3 separate regions of the Mus musculus genome follow, and regions 1 and 3 are each linked to region 2. The links are chromatin loops, found by intact Hi-C in ENCODE. Cell type or tissue: gastrocnemius. All regions are shown on one strand. Each heading gives the region's core, and the rest is flanking DNA. Links, peaks and the distances in the headings are about the cores only. Region 1 overlaps LOC115488208 (a long non-coding RNA gene). Region 2 has its middle 22 kb from the start of Thoc3. Region 3 has its middle 25 kb from the start of Gm16578.

Region 1 (5,373 bases), core at 98-5,097, 120 kb before region 2:
GATAGGGCCATGGGAGCTTGCAAGGGAGCATATGGACCCCCAGGGGAGAAGTACTCAGGAAAGGAGAGGCGAAAGCAGAGGGTGGCGAACAGCCTGGTGTGTGGAAGGCCTACCTACTGCCCCCTGCTGTTTAAGACGTGAATAGCCACAAAGCTGAAACACCCCCCCCCCCCACCCCGTCCCGTCCCGTCCCGTCCCAAGCTAAGATCAAACCATAGATGGAGTTATTTAATCCTTGTTTTTTAGATTATTTTTCAGAAAAAAATCTTGAAATATGACTATGTTAGTCAGCTTCTATCGCTGTCACAAAACACCAAAGATCAGCTCAAAAAGGAAGAAAAAGCTGCAGGGGTGGCTCAGGGATTAAGAGCATATTGCTGCTCTTGTAGAGGACCCAGGTTCAATTCCCAGCACCCACATGGAGGCTCACAACTGCCTGTTACTCCAGTTCTGGGTCGGAGGGATGTGTACAATGCCCTTTTCTGACCTCCGTGTGTACTGCACATATGTGCACACCAAACACGCATACATATAAGCTAAGACGAATTTGTTTTGTAAAATAGGAAAGATTTATTTTAAATCAAGGTTTCCGAAGTTTCGTTCCGTGGGTGATTGGCTCTGTGGCTGTTAGACTTGATGCAGGAGTAACGCCATGGCAGAGTAGACAGAGGAAGAACTGCTTGCCACCGGTCAGCCAGAAAGCAGGGACAGAGGAAATGGACAGACTCTTACAGGATATACCTCGGGAGACTTGTCCTCCAGCTCTAAACCATCAGTGACTTACTCCGCTGGTATAGACAGAGTTCTCATGAGCCTGTTCCCTCTCAAAACCCGGTCTTTAAGCCACGCCTCCTTGGGAACCACGCCTTCCACACAGGAAGCTAGTTCAACTGCTCTCCTGCATTCGCAAAGCGTTCCATGGAGTTCCACACCGGACTGTACCGATACAACCCACTCAAACCAGGAAGGGACGCTACCACAGACAGCCCCATTTCTCCACTTCACAGCCCCTACCTGCCCCACGAAAGGAACCACCGCCTCAACGGCTAACCTCCTAGGAGCACTTGATTTGGTTTCGAATTTCATATCAGTGAAGTCACGCCAAAATTGAACTCAAGCCTCTGACTTCATTCGCTCACTATTAGAGCTAAGATTCTTTCTCATTGCTAGATTATATTCCTCTGCCCTCTTTCATGAAGGGTTCAAGCCCCTGGCGGGACGAGGGCAAGATCCACATTTCGTCTCAGGTGGAGTGGCCTGGGTCTATGGCCAATTCACTCAGCATCACTTAGGCTGTTGGTACATTGCACCCACTTCCTCCGTGAATTCTTGCTCTGCCTTAAGGGTTCAGAATTGTTATCAGCATCTCACAGGTAGGGGTGATTTGCCAATACAGTTGGAGATGGGAATGGAGTCTATGTGTGGGGGCCTTGTGTCCATTTTTATGCCAATCTCAGATGAAAACAGGCAGGCCCAGGAAGAATTAGAAGAGAGAAAGAAGAACAAAGAATGATTCCAAAAACATCATCACCCCTATTTTGCTGGACAGTAATTTTACCTATTTGCTCTCCCTTCTTGGCTCCCCTCACACCGAAAATCCTGGCAGAGATGAGCAGCCCACCCTGGTGTCATGTTGGGTGCCTATCCATTTAGATCAAGTGGATCAAGTCCCGTCTAGGCTACAGTTGTACAACTGAACCTTGGCTTATCCCTTTAGCTCCCTGGGCTCCGGGTTCTTTATCTGCTTTGGTAGTCTTCCTCTGAGCTGTGGTGAGAAGGCTGGTGGGGGATGAGGGGGAGATGGACTTAACACACAAACAAGCAAACAAAAGAAGGTCCAAGCCAGGCAGTGGTGGCCCACGCCTTTAACCCCAGCACTTGGGAGGCAGAGGCAGGCGGATTTCTGAGTTCCAGGCCAGCCTGGTCTACAGAGTGAGTTCCAGGACAGCCAGGGCTACACAGAGAAACACTGTCTCAAAAAAGAAACAAACAAACAAAACGAAAGAAGTGTCCAGCAGTACCCCCTGGGGATTCTTGGCACACAGTCGCTCATGTTCCTCCACAAGTTCTAGGACCGGTGCCCCTCATCCTGCCCAATCCAGTGCTGGGGCTCCCTCATCTCTAAGTAGTGACATTAGAATGCCTTTGCCTTTACAGCCGACAGCCAGCCCCTAGCGGGTTTCCTCTCTGCCAGAGAGCAGGTGTCCCGGGGGTTGGGTTTGCATTCCTCCCTAGGGACCTCCCTGTGTCTGGTCTCCCAGCAGCTGCTGTACTTCAGCTCAGAGCAAGCAATTAGCCCTAGAAGGAAGGGCCTTTTCTCTTCTCAAGGGTTCTCGTCTCACAGCTCGGATGCCTTTATTTTTGGAGCCCTACTCGGTGAAATGCTTCATCAACTCCACCTCCAAGCACATCCAATCCCCGCCCCACCCATCCACCCGTCCTCCCATTCACTAATTTGCCTAGCCATTCTGTGAGCATCTCCAGGTGCCGGGCTAGACACTGAAAGACCCACAGAGTCCCTGCCATTGAGTCTCTCACAGTGGGAGAGACAGACAATAAACAAGCAGATGGACAGAATAAATAGGATTACTTTGGACGGTACTCAGGACCATAGAGGATAAAGACAAAAGCTGCGGTAGACAGGGATTGTCGGTCAGCCATCTGGTTCCAGAGCAGAGGGGGAGAATTTGCAGACCAGCAGCCTGTGAAGGTGGGTCCTTTCCCGAGTTAGAATCCAAACGCAGTTACTGAAAGATAGGGTCACACACACCACAGACTCTCTGGGAAAGGCCCAGGATGCAGCGGTGCCAAGAGATCAGGCTGCTCTGGGCTGGGGCCCTTTCCCACCTTTGGTGGTTGCGTCATCCTTTTACCTGTCTTGCATCTCATGCCCCCAGCGGCAGGAATAGGAACTGCAAGAACTCTTGTTACACTGACTTCTCCACACCCATCCTTTAGGATTATTCTTCCCGGTTCTACAAGATTCTAGGCAAACTGGATCTTTTCCAGATGGTACTCCCACAAAATAGGATGAAGAACTTTCCAAGAACCAAGGCCAGACGAGCCGTACAAGTCCAATGGGCTCTGAGCTACCCCCTCAGCCGCACTCTAGGTCTCTCCTCAGACCTCCACCTCCCCTGTCTATATTCCTCGCTGGCTTGGTCTCTGTCTGTGTTGATTGCTTTTCCCTACTCTGTCCTCTGTCAGACTCATATCCTGACTTTATGCCTTATCTGGAATTCATTTCCTTCAAATAAACCGTTTTTTAAAAATATACCTTCAGCCCCGCCTGGGTGCCAGACATGGGGTTAGGAGCTTGGGTCTAATCAGAGCCAAGCAAGGCGTAGACTTCCTCAGGGGCAGATGAGTCATACTAGGTGAACCAAAGGGACCAATGTGACCAGCGTGACAAAGGGGACCCAGGAGGAGGACTGGGGAGTCTCCAGGAAGGAGACTGGACTCAGGGGATGCTTGCTGGAGAAGGTCAGATCTTGAAATATGGTCAAGCAATAAAATACAGGCTGGCTGTGGAGAGTAGGGCCCCCTCTGGGACACCAGTTGCTCGGTCCTCAACTCATTTGGCTAGAATGTAGCGAACCTCAATGTTGTTACCTCCCCTCCCTGTCTATAGTTCTCTGCTTCTGACTCACTCCCTTATAAACTCGGCTCGCTTCCACCCACAGAAGTTCTTTCAAAGACCAGGGCTTCCTTCCGAGCTGTCTTTGGTTCCCTTTGACCCATCCTTTCCTCTCAAACCTAAGTCTTTGTCTGACATCCTTTCTGCTTCCTCTCAGTATTCACCATCAGGGGCTGTAAGGAATAGGATTTAAAGACCCCCCAGTCTAGATCTGCTGACTGGACTGTCTAAGCCTGTGTCTCAGCACCTATAAACAGCCTCCTGGGGCTGTTGTGAAATCAAATAAGACAAAGGATGTGGAAATGTGTCCTGCTGTTGCTGAGGATCTTTGCTGTTAATGAGAGCTCCTTTGACTGCAAATGACAGACAGAGCACAACTACAAAAGGCTTAAAGGGAAGGCAGTCTGCCATTGCTGGGAACACACGGGTCTGCCCTCCTGTCTCCATCTGGTCTCTACTTGTGCTCCTCACTCTTTGGCCAGCTGTCTAAACCCCCTTTGTACCAGCCAGGAACCTGAGTGGAAATGGGCAGCCTGCTTCCCACAGGGCCAGTGGTATTCTGGATTGAACGCCAGCAGACTAAGCCCTAACCCCATTCCCACAGCCAGGTCCTGGTCACACTCTGTCCCCCAAGGCTGGTGATAATGTGATCTTCCAACCCAGGCCAAATAAGACCAGGTAGAAGAAGAGAAGGAAGGGAAAGTCACAGGAAGTAGAGCCAAGGGACCCTGAGGAGAGAATTGGGTTCCCTCCTTCGCAATCAGGGGTCTGCTTGGGTATCATCACCTCAAACAGGCACTCAAGCAGGGCTGTTGGTAGCGCACACCTTAAATCCCAGCACTCAGGAGGCAAAGGCAGGCAGATGGATCTGTGAGTTCAAAGCCAGCCTGGTCTACAGAGTAAGTTCCAGGACAGCCAGGGCTACCCATAGAAACCCTGTCTCAAAACAAGTGTTCACTATCCACCAAGGTTCCCGAGTGCCAGGGTGCCTCTCCTCTGCCTCTGCAGTGCTTCACCCTCTCCCACACTCTCCTGCTTAGTCCAATAGTCTACTCACCTGCATGCTGTCTTCACAGGGTTTTAAGAATAGAGAGGGACAGATCTAGCATCTGTTGTCTGTCACTGTGCTCTCAATATTGACAAATGCTAGACTCTTAGTAAATAGTGAGTGGATAGACGGACAGATGGAAGATGGTTAGATGGATGGATACAAAGGTGGATAAAGGAACGGTAGTAAGGATGATGGATGGCTGAGTGCCTCAGTAGTGAATGGATGTATAGCCGATGGCTTCCTGAGTGACAGGAAGAGAAAAGACAGAGCCAGGACAAATGCAGGAGCAATGCTTCAGGAGAAAGCCGATAAGGGCTGTTTGGAGTTTGCTGAACTTGAACTACAAGGTAGTCAACCGCTGCCACACAAGCAGGTTGTAGAGGGACCTAGAGATGGATGAGTCATACTAGGTGAAGAGGGACCTAGAGATGGGGACATGGTCCTGATGGGGGCATGGTCCTTATGGGAATATGGCCCTTATGGGGATACGGTCCTTATGGGGATATGGTCCTGGTGGGGATACGATCCTGATGGGGATATGGTCCTGATAGGGACATGGTTCTGATGGGGATATGGTCCTGATGGGGATATGACCCTTATGGGGATATGACCCTTATGGGGGCATGGTCCTTATGGGGATATGGTCCTGATGGGGACATGGTCCTGATGGGGATACGATCCTGAT
Region 2 (5,373 bases), core at 223-5,222:
AAGAAAAGGATCGGTCTACACAGAACTCCCCCACCCTCGCACCCAAGGTCCATAGGCAAGTGTATCCTTTATCCAGAAGGGCTAGGTTTTGTTCCCAGTGAGTGTGTCTGTCCTGATAGACACCTGCCTGCAAGCTGACATGATCAGGAATAGAAACTGTTCTAAAAGGCCATCCACCTTTAGTTACAGTCAGGATGAGTCCAGCATGGGCTAGTGGGCATTCGTGGAGTTCCTCACCTCTCAGTGAGGCAGGAATGATAATCTCCATTTCAGAGAGGAAAAACAACGGAAATAAAAGAGCCGAGCTTAGGGTCTGAACCAAGTGTAGCTGGTTCCATCAGTGATGCCTGGTGGCTGTGGCTGTGGCTGTGGCTGTGGCTGTGGCTGTGGCTGTGGCTGTGGCTGTGGCTGGCATCCAATCAGCTAATAATTCAGAGGTGTCAAGGTTCATGCCACAACAATTGAACCGATGCCTCCCAGAAAGACAGGCTCTTTGTAACGTGTTTTCACGTTGTCTTAAGCCAGTGGTTCTCCACCTGTGTCATGAACCCGTTGGGGGCTGTATATCAGATACCCTGCAAACCAGATATTCGCAGTATAGTTCCATGGCTGTGGGGCCATTCCAGGTCACCTGGAGGTGAATGACTCAGCCCGTTCTCTTCTGCTGTGGTGGTTCCCTTCTGCACCTCATGCCCAGAAACGGAATCAGCATGACTGAGGACAGAAGGCACCGAAGCCACCAGCCAAAGTAATGTTACCTCCTTGAAACTGGTTCTCATATTTGACCTAGAAATGCCAGACTAACTAACCACAGTCTAGTCCTGAGGGCAGGGGCTAAAGGAAGGTTGTGGAAGGTCATCTGTGTGCCAAGCACCCTCCAGCAGGACCTAAGGTTCAGAATCAAAAAGTCTGCCGTGCCCTCAGAGAGAGAGCTGTGTGGGCACCGTGGCTGGAGTGTGAGGTCACAGTTTATCACAGACCAGAAGCAGAGGGGATGAGGGCTGGTATTCATGGGCATTCTCCACCACCTTTGGAGTCAGTGTGTGACCCCAGTCCACTGTATTGTGCTGCCTACATTAAAAGTGGGTCTTCCCAGGCTGCGGGGATGGCCCGGGGTGGGGGTGGGGGGTTAGGAGCACTGACTGCTCTTCCAGAAGTTCGATTCCCAGCAACCACATGGTGGCTCACAACCATCTGTAATGGGATCCGATGCCCTCTTCTGGTGTGTCTGAAGACAGCAACAGTATACTCATATACAAGGAAGGAAGGAAGGAAGGAAGGAAGGAAGGAAGGAAGGAAGGAAGGAAGAAAGAAAGAAAGAAAGAAAGAAAGAAAGAAAGAAAGAAAGAAAGAAAGAAAGAAAGAAAGAAAGAAAGAAAGAAAGAAAGATCTGAGTCTTATAAAAGATCCTTATCTCCTTATCTCATTGGTGGTATGATCTCAAAGAGGATTTGGGGATCCTGGCCCCTTTTTTAAAAAGTGAGTCTTCCCTTCTCTGTTAAACCTCTTTACACACACACACACACACACACACACACACACACGAGAATGGAGTAAAGAGTGTCTCTAGTGGGTGACCCCAGGATTCAAACCCAGGCAGTCCAACAATGAATCTGTGCTTTTAACTGACACCCATGCTGTGGGACCCAGAGTTCCTGGGGTGATTTGTTATAGCTCTGGCGTTCTCCTTCCTAGTGTCTATATACTCCCTCTGGAAAGAACATTGATAGCAGTGAACTGAACCATTCCTAAAACTTTAAAAAGAGAAAGGCTTGGACTATGGAGTTAGGCACACCCAGTTGGAACAGCTGATAGGACCATCTTTGAGCCCTGTAGCCTACAGTCAGTGTTGACTGTCAATATAACTGCACTGAGAGTCACCACAAAGCCACTCTCTGGCTTGTGTGAGGGGTTTTCCAGGCAGGTCTAACGGAGATGGTGAGATGTACCTATGATGTGGGGGCACCATCCCAAGGGCTGGGCTCACACACTGACATCTCCCTCTGCTGGGGATGAACTGTGACCAGCTGCCACATTCTCCAGCCGCCACTCCTGCACAGCCATAGGCCATACCCGCAAGCCATGAGTCAAAAATAAACCTGTATGAAATCTTAAAATTGTGCTTTTTTTTCCCCTCCTGGGCATTTGGTTTCAGCAATGAGATAATTAACTAAGATACCTCCCTGAGCACTTTCTTTGGGATTAAAATACCCCATGGGCAGCTGGAAGAGATAAAGCTCCCAGGACATGGTGTTTCAGGGTACGTTGAACTCACATCTCTGTGGCGGAGTGCACCCTCTGTGTGAAGGTGTATACAGTTGTGTGTTCGTGGTATGCAGTATAGAAGTCAAACCCCTGTATGGTTCTTGGGAGCTATCCACACTGTTTTCCCAGAATTTGCAAATTTAGCTAGGCTGGCTGGTCAGTAAACCGGAGCGGGGGGGGGGGGGGGGGGAGGGCGGGGGGGGTCCACCTGTCTCTGCCTCCAGGGCACTAAACTACAACCACCCTGGGTTTCTTTACGGGTGTTCTGGAGATCCAGATTTTGTGTTTGCATGGCAAAAGCACTTTACCCACTAAGCTATCTCCCCAGCCCACTTCTTATGGATGTTTATGGAATAAATCAATATACAGGGCTTGCATGAGGTATAGCTCCAAAGGCTATGAAGGTGATTCAACTGTCTTTCCCCCCCTATTCACACTCCATGACCTTGGATGGAAAACCTCCTTCCCGTCTCTAAAACGATCCAGCCAGCGCTGTTTAGTGGGCCCATAGAAACGCTGCCCCCGGCCAGCCTTCAAAATGGATTAAGGATTTGAGGCTCAGTTTAATACTCTACACACAAGATCAAAGAACACAGGAAAGAGCTGGCAAGCAGGGAGGGTGCAAGATGGAGCAGACCCCAAGCAACTAGCCAAGCTGCAGGGCATGGGCCCCACGTCCTGTACAGTCTGTGTCTTTAGAAATTAAAGCACACATTTCTGCTGACCCCCAGACCCAGAGCAAGCAGGAGCACGAAGGAACCTCGAGTAATTTTTCAAAACCATCAGCATGTGTTCAGCGGAAGAAAAGAGGGGTTGTTCAAGGCAGAGACACAGTCCAGCTCAACAGGGAATTTAAGGCTGAAAGCAGACAGCCGCACTGCATCCTGGAGCGGGTTTCCAACCGCAGCCTTGCCTCTGCTTCCCTCTAGTGGCCACACAGGGAATGGTCCACGGATCTTAACAGCACCACTGAGAGAGGATCACCAAGCTTCGAACCTGTAAACCACCTCCGTTACCTTCCCTCCTACAGCCGCTAGCCTGGGTGGGTCCCTTGCCCTCTGGACTCTGCTACAGTCTCCCTAGTGGCACCAATAAGATCACAAACAGCCTCCTACTGCAGGATGCTGTTCGCAGGAACTGTGCCGAGCAGTCTCGGGTCACCCAGAGTTCTTACAACTCTCTTTGGAATCAGGTAGTATCTAGTCTACAGGAGAGGAAACTGAGGCTCATAAAAGTTTAAAAGGCCAAGGCCATACGGCTACTGGGGCGGGGGGGGGGGGGGAGGATCTGTAGTTTAATCCGTTTACAAGCCGGAGCTGTGTCCTTGTACAAAGCAGCAGTGTCTCCTTGACAGTGTTGGGCGTTAACTTGGAGGCTTGACTACTAGCTAGTGGAGAGATTAGACGGTAGTGAAATTCAAGATGTGGGGCCTAGTCGAGGAAGCAATTCACTGGGGCATCCCTTAAAGAGGGTATTTCTATCTCCTGTTTCTCCCTCTCCCTCTCCCTCTCCCTCTCCCTCTCCCTCTCCCTCTCCCTCTCCCTCTCCCTCTCCCTCTCCCTCTCCCTCTCCCTCTCTGTCCCCCCCCTCACTCTCCCTCCCTCCCTCTCTCCCTCCCTCCACTGAAATAAACATTTCCTTTGAAGTTCCGGTATTCTGTTCCAGCAATGCGCAGCCAACAGAAAAGCTAAAACTCGAGGGCCAGACCTAACAGCAGGAGTTTAAGCTGATTCTGCGGCTTTTCTGAGCAGAAGCTATGCAGCAGCCTCCAGCATTGCTCCCTTCTGATCTGCAAGGCTCCACACTGCCCCAGGTGGTCTTTCTTAAAACAGAACTTCCAACTGCTTAAAGACCGGCAAGGCACTTAAGCTGACCCCCTTAGCTCAACTGTTGGCCCCTTCACAGCCAGCCCCACCACCTCCTCCCTTTAGCGAGAAATAAGCAATAAGCGGGGCTCTCTCTCGGAAACTCTCTCTGAGCGCAAAGCCTAACTGAAGGAGTGCTTTCGGGGCTGTGAGAGAGCCCCCTTAGAGCGGAGCTCACCGGAAGACACTCCCTCCTCACCTGTGGAAAAGCCCCTGCTTGGGGAGGTGAGCACTTGGGAAAGATCTGCCTGCCTGCAGCCAAAAGCCTGAGGCCACGTGACATTGCTGTCCAAGAGCTTCCAACCCCCAAAAGAGCCAACCAAACTGATTAGAAGCGGAGTCAGGGTCACACACCTGTGGATGCTGAGATGCCAACGATTTCATCAAAGGGTCCCAATGCACAAATCTCATTCTGGTTCTCCAGATCCCACGTATCAAGACTTGAGGCTGGGAGAGGAACCGGAGATCCAGGAGCCGGATGGATGAGGCCTGGGCTCCTTATATGTTTTATGATCTCTTTTGGCCAGAAAATTCTTACAGAACCACGGGTGTGTAAGTATATAAAATAGGGATACAAATCAAACACAAATTTTGTCATTTAGGGATTTTTATTTACATTTTACTATGTAGCTCTGACTGGCTTTGAACTCACAGAGATCTGCCTGCCTCTATCTCCCAAACACTGGGGTTAAAGTTGTGGACTCATGACACCCAGCAAGGAAATTTATTTTTAAAATTTTTGGTATACATGTTACCGTTTATTAAAACTAAAGCAAATTTTCATACCATGGCATTGTGTCTGTTTTCTGTGTAAAGAATAAAATACTAACAGCATATTTGAATGTGTGGGGTATTTCCATGTCTTTCAGAGTTGATAAGTATATTTTTGATTTAAAATGGTCAATAACGAGAATGCCATTTCACATACACAGTACAAAACGACAGAAGCGTATTTAGGCTGCTCCAGAAGTTGTTGGAGACTGTTCTAATTCCAAGTCAAACTTCATTTAATGACTTATTTAAATGAAACTCAACTCAACAGCAATTTTTAAAAATCAAACACCCTAACTCGGTACAACCCAAGACCCAAAGATTGCTTTGGTACTCACCTGCTGAGCCCTGTTGAGAAACACTGAAGTCTTTGTTTTCCGTAATTAAACCATTCTGTGGAAAAGCATTAAACTTACCATGTACCATCAAAGCACTGCAATTCATAACAGGCAGAAGCCCCCGGTCTGAGCTG
Region 3 (5,373 bases), core at 236-5,235, 200 kb before region 2:
CAGCATAGGTACTAGTCACTAAAAAGACCAAGGTATGACTCTCAGTCCCTTCCCCCAACATCTGGGGAAGGGGAAGAGACAGGAGGTTAAGTTTTCATTGATGGTTCAGGAAGTACTCAATCATGCAGGAGTAACAAACTATCCATAAAACCCAAAAAGACACGTTTGTTGAATCCCCAGACCCCTGAGTTCATGCAGACCCCCATGGAGAGGCACACCCAACGCTCCAAGTCCATGTCCCCATGCCTTGTCCTGTACATCTCTCCACCTGCTGCTCAGCAGCAAGTAAGAAGCCAGTAAACATGTTTTCCTGCGTTATGTAAGCCCCATTTAACAAAGTCACCAAACCCAGGACGGTGTCCATGAAACCAGCCTGCAGCCAGTGTGTCAGGAGCTCGGGCTGCAGCAGCTACCGCCCCCTCCAAACAGACTATGTCTGTACTGAATTAAAGGAGCCTGTGGCAAGAATCTGCAGGACTGCTTGCTCAGAAAGCAGAAATCTTTATGGTTCTATTAACTAGAGACACAGAAGGGTTTTCCATGTTCCTGGGAATAAAATAAAATGGCAGAGAGGTCTTTTCTTCTCTATAGCCTTTGTCTCAGTCAACACACACCTAGGTGATTCATGGAGACTGTGAGGGTATTTGCTCAAGGTACCAGAGAGAGTGGGGAGTGGGAGAGCAGGACACTAGAGAGCAGGAAGGACCTTAATAGAGGGTATCACACAACAAGAGCGAGCAAGTCTCTCAGCTCAGCCCATCTCTCCTCAGAAAGCTGTAATAAGGACAGAGAGGCCTACCCTCCTGTCCGCCCTCCTACCCATCTTCCTGCCCATCCTCTTGCCCACCCTCCTATCCACTCTCCTGCCCAACTTCCTGTCCACCCTTCTGCCCACCCTCCTGCCCACCTTCCTGTCCACTCTCCTGCCTACCTTCCTGTCCACCCTCCTGCCCACCTTCTTCTCCACCCTCCTGCCCACCTTCCTGCCCACCCTCCTGCCTACCCTCTTGCCCATTCTCCTGCCCACCCTCCTACCCACCCTCCTGCCCACCCTCCTGTTTCACTCAACCATGTTTGCCCCCCAAGTTCCCAGCCTCCAAATACCGTTGACCCATGATCTTGGAGATTAAACCTTCTGACACATAAACCCTGGTGACAAATATCATAGAAACCTTTGTCATGTTCAAATGATCCAAAGCAAGGATCACCACACCATCCTGCACTCAGAGAGCTAGTTATACCAGGACACAAACACCAGAAGTATGGGCTGTTGGAGAGCCTGCCTACCTGCACTGGCTCAGCTCATGACTTCCGGTTATGGGGGTGGTTAGGATGTTGCTTTTCCAAGCTCTACAAAACTTAAGCTCAGAATCGCCCTTTGCTAAGAAGCCTGTGAGGCTCCTGTTCACCACACCTCAGGTCCCATCTTCGAGGACTCAGAAGAATCCCCGTACCTCCTACTGTGCCAAGCCCAAGGCTGTGCTCTCTGAGCTGCTCCCAAGAGTTGAGTGCTCCCCAGAGCACTACCCAGCATCCTGGACAGATAAGTAAAGCCCAATTCAAAGGGAGCTTCCGTGAAGGACAGAAATTACCACCTCCAGTTCCAATTACCAGCTGAGCTAATTGCAAAAGTAATTGCAATTGAAGGGTCTAATTATGAGGCTGGGCCAGAGAAGCATTTCCTCCCTTCCGCCTCTGAGTACCCGCCCGCTCCCTCCTAGGGGGCTCAGACAGGGTGGAAACCCCATCCTGAGAGAATGGGGGCCTAGCCTGTGCCCCAGGGGCCAGACTAGTAAAGCAAAGCCAGATTTCTTCCTACCCCCATAAGGAGTTTCCACCCATGAGGGGGGCCTCTTCCGTTGTCTTGTACCACCTAGCCCATTACTGGGCCACTGAGAGCCAGGAATTATGAGCACCAAGTTCTTCAATGTCAATACCCATACCTGGGTATTTCTTACCCTGTCCTTCCCTGTGGACACTGTGTGTTGTCATTGTTGGAACCCTGTCAGAATGGCCCCTCCAACTGCCTTGGGGACTGGGATCGAATGGCTCATCTGGTCCAGGATACCCAACCTCGCCCTTGGATACCCCCAAGCTCAGCTCACAGACAACCCAGAGGAGGTGTTCATAAATAAGCAGGGCACACGAGGGTCAGCTAAGGGGGTCTAGAGTCAGCAGACCTTCCTACCCAACTATAGCTCCAACCAGCAACTCCTCTCAGGAGGCTCTGCCCCTTAAGAGATCTTCTTGAGCTGCCAGTCTTGTTGCCTTGTAGAGATTCAGGGCCAAGGAAAGGCCTGGGCTCACCTGATAACAGGATTAGGGACTGTCTGTCCATAGTGCCATGGACTGGGGGACCAAGCCTTTAAACATGGGGACCTTCTATATCCAAACTACAGCATTTTCCCATTTATCTAGGGCTCCCATCATGCCCAGGACTGTGGACATCTATCTGTGGGTCTAATCATCCTTTGAGGCTGGAGCAAAGGCTGTGCCCATCCTTCATCATTTCAGCAGGGAAAATTCAGGTGTCTCAGTTGACAGTTGTAAATTAATTAGTAACAAGTGTATATACCGTGAGTAAACAAGACCTGCAACAGCTACAGTGTGTCTCGGCATGCTGAAACAGTCATTTCTCCAGAAACTAGAAGCCATGCCACTAGGCTAGGCTCCAACACACCCACGGCTACCAGCTTGAAAGTCCCAGCCAAACTGCCAGCACCCAGAGCATCAGGGCATGAGCATCCACCAGGGGGCAGAGCAGGACCATAATACCCATTTGGCTAGAGCTGGCACCACCTAAACAAGGCAGAACCACCCCAGGTGAGGGTTACAGAGTCTTAGCTACTAGGTTAGACAGAAGGAGACCAAGGCTAAGGAGACAGGCAGAGGCAGCATCAAGTCATCCTATCTACGCTGTGGGAGTTTTAAGTAAATTCTTTCCACCTGGAGTCATGGCTTCCCTAACGTGTGTGTAAGATTGTTTTTAATGTCCTTAAGAGTTTCTTGGAGACATTCATCTGCCAAACACAAGTTAGTAATGGGCTAAATCACTGTTCAATTTCTAAAAGATGCCGCGTTAATCTGACTTCGGCTTGGGAGAGGGGGAAACACCAATCCCAAAGCTCTGTTAGGAAAAGTGTTGATTAATTGACTGTTAACAATGATCTGAGCTACAACCAGAAAAAGACAACCCAGGCCATTTCTCAATCTTATATTGAAGAGAGATGAGAGGATAGTTGAGCAAGGCTTCTGAGTGCCAACTGAATTAGCCGTTAGGGGTTTCTCACCTAACAAGAGTGGAGTGCCGGCTGAGGGGTCTGCACCATTTCGTCTCTCCGCCGCCTCTCAGCAGCCCCGGGACTGTGGGGCCAGCACAGTCTATGTGTGTCCTGCGCTATGGTGCTTAGAGGAAGGCTTTGAGAAATACTGACCGTTCCACTGTCTGCCTCAGCTTCGGTCTGCATCATCAGGAAACGCTGACTGCAAGCTCTGAACACTGACTTGAGTAAAGTTAATCTATCAGGAAGCTGAGAGGAAACAAGGGGAGCCTAGAGGGTTGGATTCAGCAAGTCTGAAGCAGCCTGGGGTCGGAGGGAGGGGGTCAGGGCGCTTCTTCTCTCAGGGTAATCGCTTTGCCTCTGTGATGGACGATCTGTGATCAGCCGTGAATCTAAATGTCTGGTGTCTGCTCACACGCAACCTCGGCGGGCTAGCTTGGAGAATGCCACTCATAATGAAGAAAGAATAGGTCCTCCAGGGAGTAGGGCAAAGGATCTGAGGAACCCAGGGCCAGCCAAGGTTCATGTCACAAGCTAAATCAGCGAGTCTGCGCTGGGAATCAAGCCCCCAACACACACACACACACACACACACACACACACACATGCTTTCTGGTCCCTGAGTCTGACTCTGTATCACCAAACATGGAAAGGTGGGCCTGGGGAAGGAACAGGCAGTGTCCTTTCTTGGGGATGAGCAGAGTTCAATGAGAGGCTTGTGGAAGACCAAGTAGACTGAGTGAATGCATGGGAGGTATCGGGAGAGACAGAGCCCTCTGTGCAGAAATATGAGCCTCAGCTGTTGCTAGTCCCAGCGCTGACAACTATTTCCTGAGTGAACACTGCCAAGCCCTGGGAGTCTCCAAGTCCAGCTGTATCATCAGTAAAGATTTTCCTGGACAAGCTCACGTGCCCTCAGGCAGCTCTCTGGCCAGCAGTGCTTCCCTTACCAAGAACAGGAATGTAGCTTCCGTGGTGACAACACTCAGCTATCCTGAGCACACTCACACATGTACACACTTTCTCTAATTGCCAGGCTCTGGTGCAACAGGGGCCCTAGGCACTGCTGGTCATTAAATGGCAAGTTCCCAGAACCAGGGGAGCTGGCTTCCCAGGAGTTGATTCCCCCATTCACTAGCTGTGTGGTCCTGGGAAAGTGGTGGATGTTAAAGCTCAGAGGAATCTGCGTCCCTCGGGTCCAGCTCTCCACCGGCAGCAGACCCAGGCCACAGATTCCAGGATGAGACATCTGGAGAGAAGGTGACTCAGTGCAGCCCAATCCTGCCACTGGAGACTCAGCCAACATGTGGGTCCAGAGTTCTATTTATATCCAAAGGTGGTATTTACCAAAATCATATGTTGGTACAGAAAGAGCTTTTATGAAATTAGACCTGGGGAATATATGGGTATTCAAGCCCTATAGAAATCTCTGATATCCCCACAGACGAATTAAAAAAAAAAATTAGCCCAGAGAGGGTTTTTTGTTTTTGTTTTTGTTTTTTTTAATGACGTTCCTCCCTTTCTGCCCATATCTTGAACAGTCCTTCCCTGGGTTCAGGATGTTTTTAGACTAGCACACTATAGAGAGCACAGCACAGCACAAAGAGGTACCCAAGAGCTTTCGGGATTCACACCTCCCCAGGGGCATAGCCCCCCATCTTCCAAACTACTCTAAGAGACAGGCCATTAACTGTTCTGCAACCACACAGTGTGAGTCCCAGCTTCCCTACCTGGGATCTCCATGCCCTTTCCTCCCACTGCCCATCCCCTGGGCCAGTCCCACGTGATTTAGGTTTGTTGTTATGGCAACATTTTCACTCCCGGATGCTGTTTGCATTAATTATAGTAATGCAAGATGTGGGGATACGTGGATCCCAAGTGTTCAAAGCACTAGAACATGGCTCCTTCTTCACACGACGGTCTGTGGGCCCTGCGATCCTGATCAATGAAAGACCTCTTCACTAGGATCCTGTCAGGCCTCCATCACTGCAGACAGCTCCCCTTGAAGACAAGGGCCCTGTTTCTAACTTGTATGACGGTGGGAGACAGTGAGGAGGGGCAAGGCTCAGCACCGCCTCTTCCATCCACCAGG

Evidence for each region. A loop is a pair of places that touch in the nucleus more often than their neighbours do. Peaks named below come from ENCODE experiments on the same cell type or tissue, not always from the same donor. Only the 100,000 strongest peaks of a DNase experiment are listed, where the experiment ranks them.
Region 1: it touches region 2 in a loop (3-fold over the local background); 6 of 42 quality-filtered maps call a loop at or near these places.
Region 3: it touches region 2 in a loop (11-fold over the local background); 39 of 42 quality-filtered maps call a loop at or near these places.

The regions. Positions count from the first base shown.
Region 1 is chr13:54,320,323-54,325,695 of GRCm38, forward strand. All of the region lies in intron 2 of LOC115488208 (a long non-coding RNA gene), which reads right to left. It also overlaps a transcript of Cplx2 not described here. Among named protein-coding and RNA genes, the nearest start is that of Gm52068, 11 kb to the right of the region's middle. In gastrocnemius, for the core only: CTCF peaks have their summits at 120 (motif pointing left) and 2,902; DNase peaks (open chromatin) are centred at 2,146, 2,443, 2,862 and 4,125.
Region 2 is chr13:54,443,990-54,449,362 of GRCm38, forward strand. No RefSeq gene overlaps it. Among named protein-coding and RNA genes, the nearest start is that of Thoc3, 22 kb to the right of the region's middle. In gastrocnemius, for the core only: no CTCF peak of the experiment used is centred there; a DNase peak (open chromatin) is centred at 3,187.
Region 3 is chr13:54,245,004-54,250,376 of GRCm38, forward strand. No RefSeq gene overlaps it. Among named protein-coding and RNA genes, the nearest start is that of Gm16578, 25 kb to the left of the region's middle. In gastrocnemius, for the core only: a CTCF peak has its summit at 2,748 (motif pointing right); DNase peaks (open chromatin) are centred at 2,738, 4,154 and 4,346.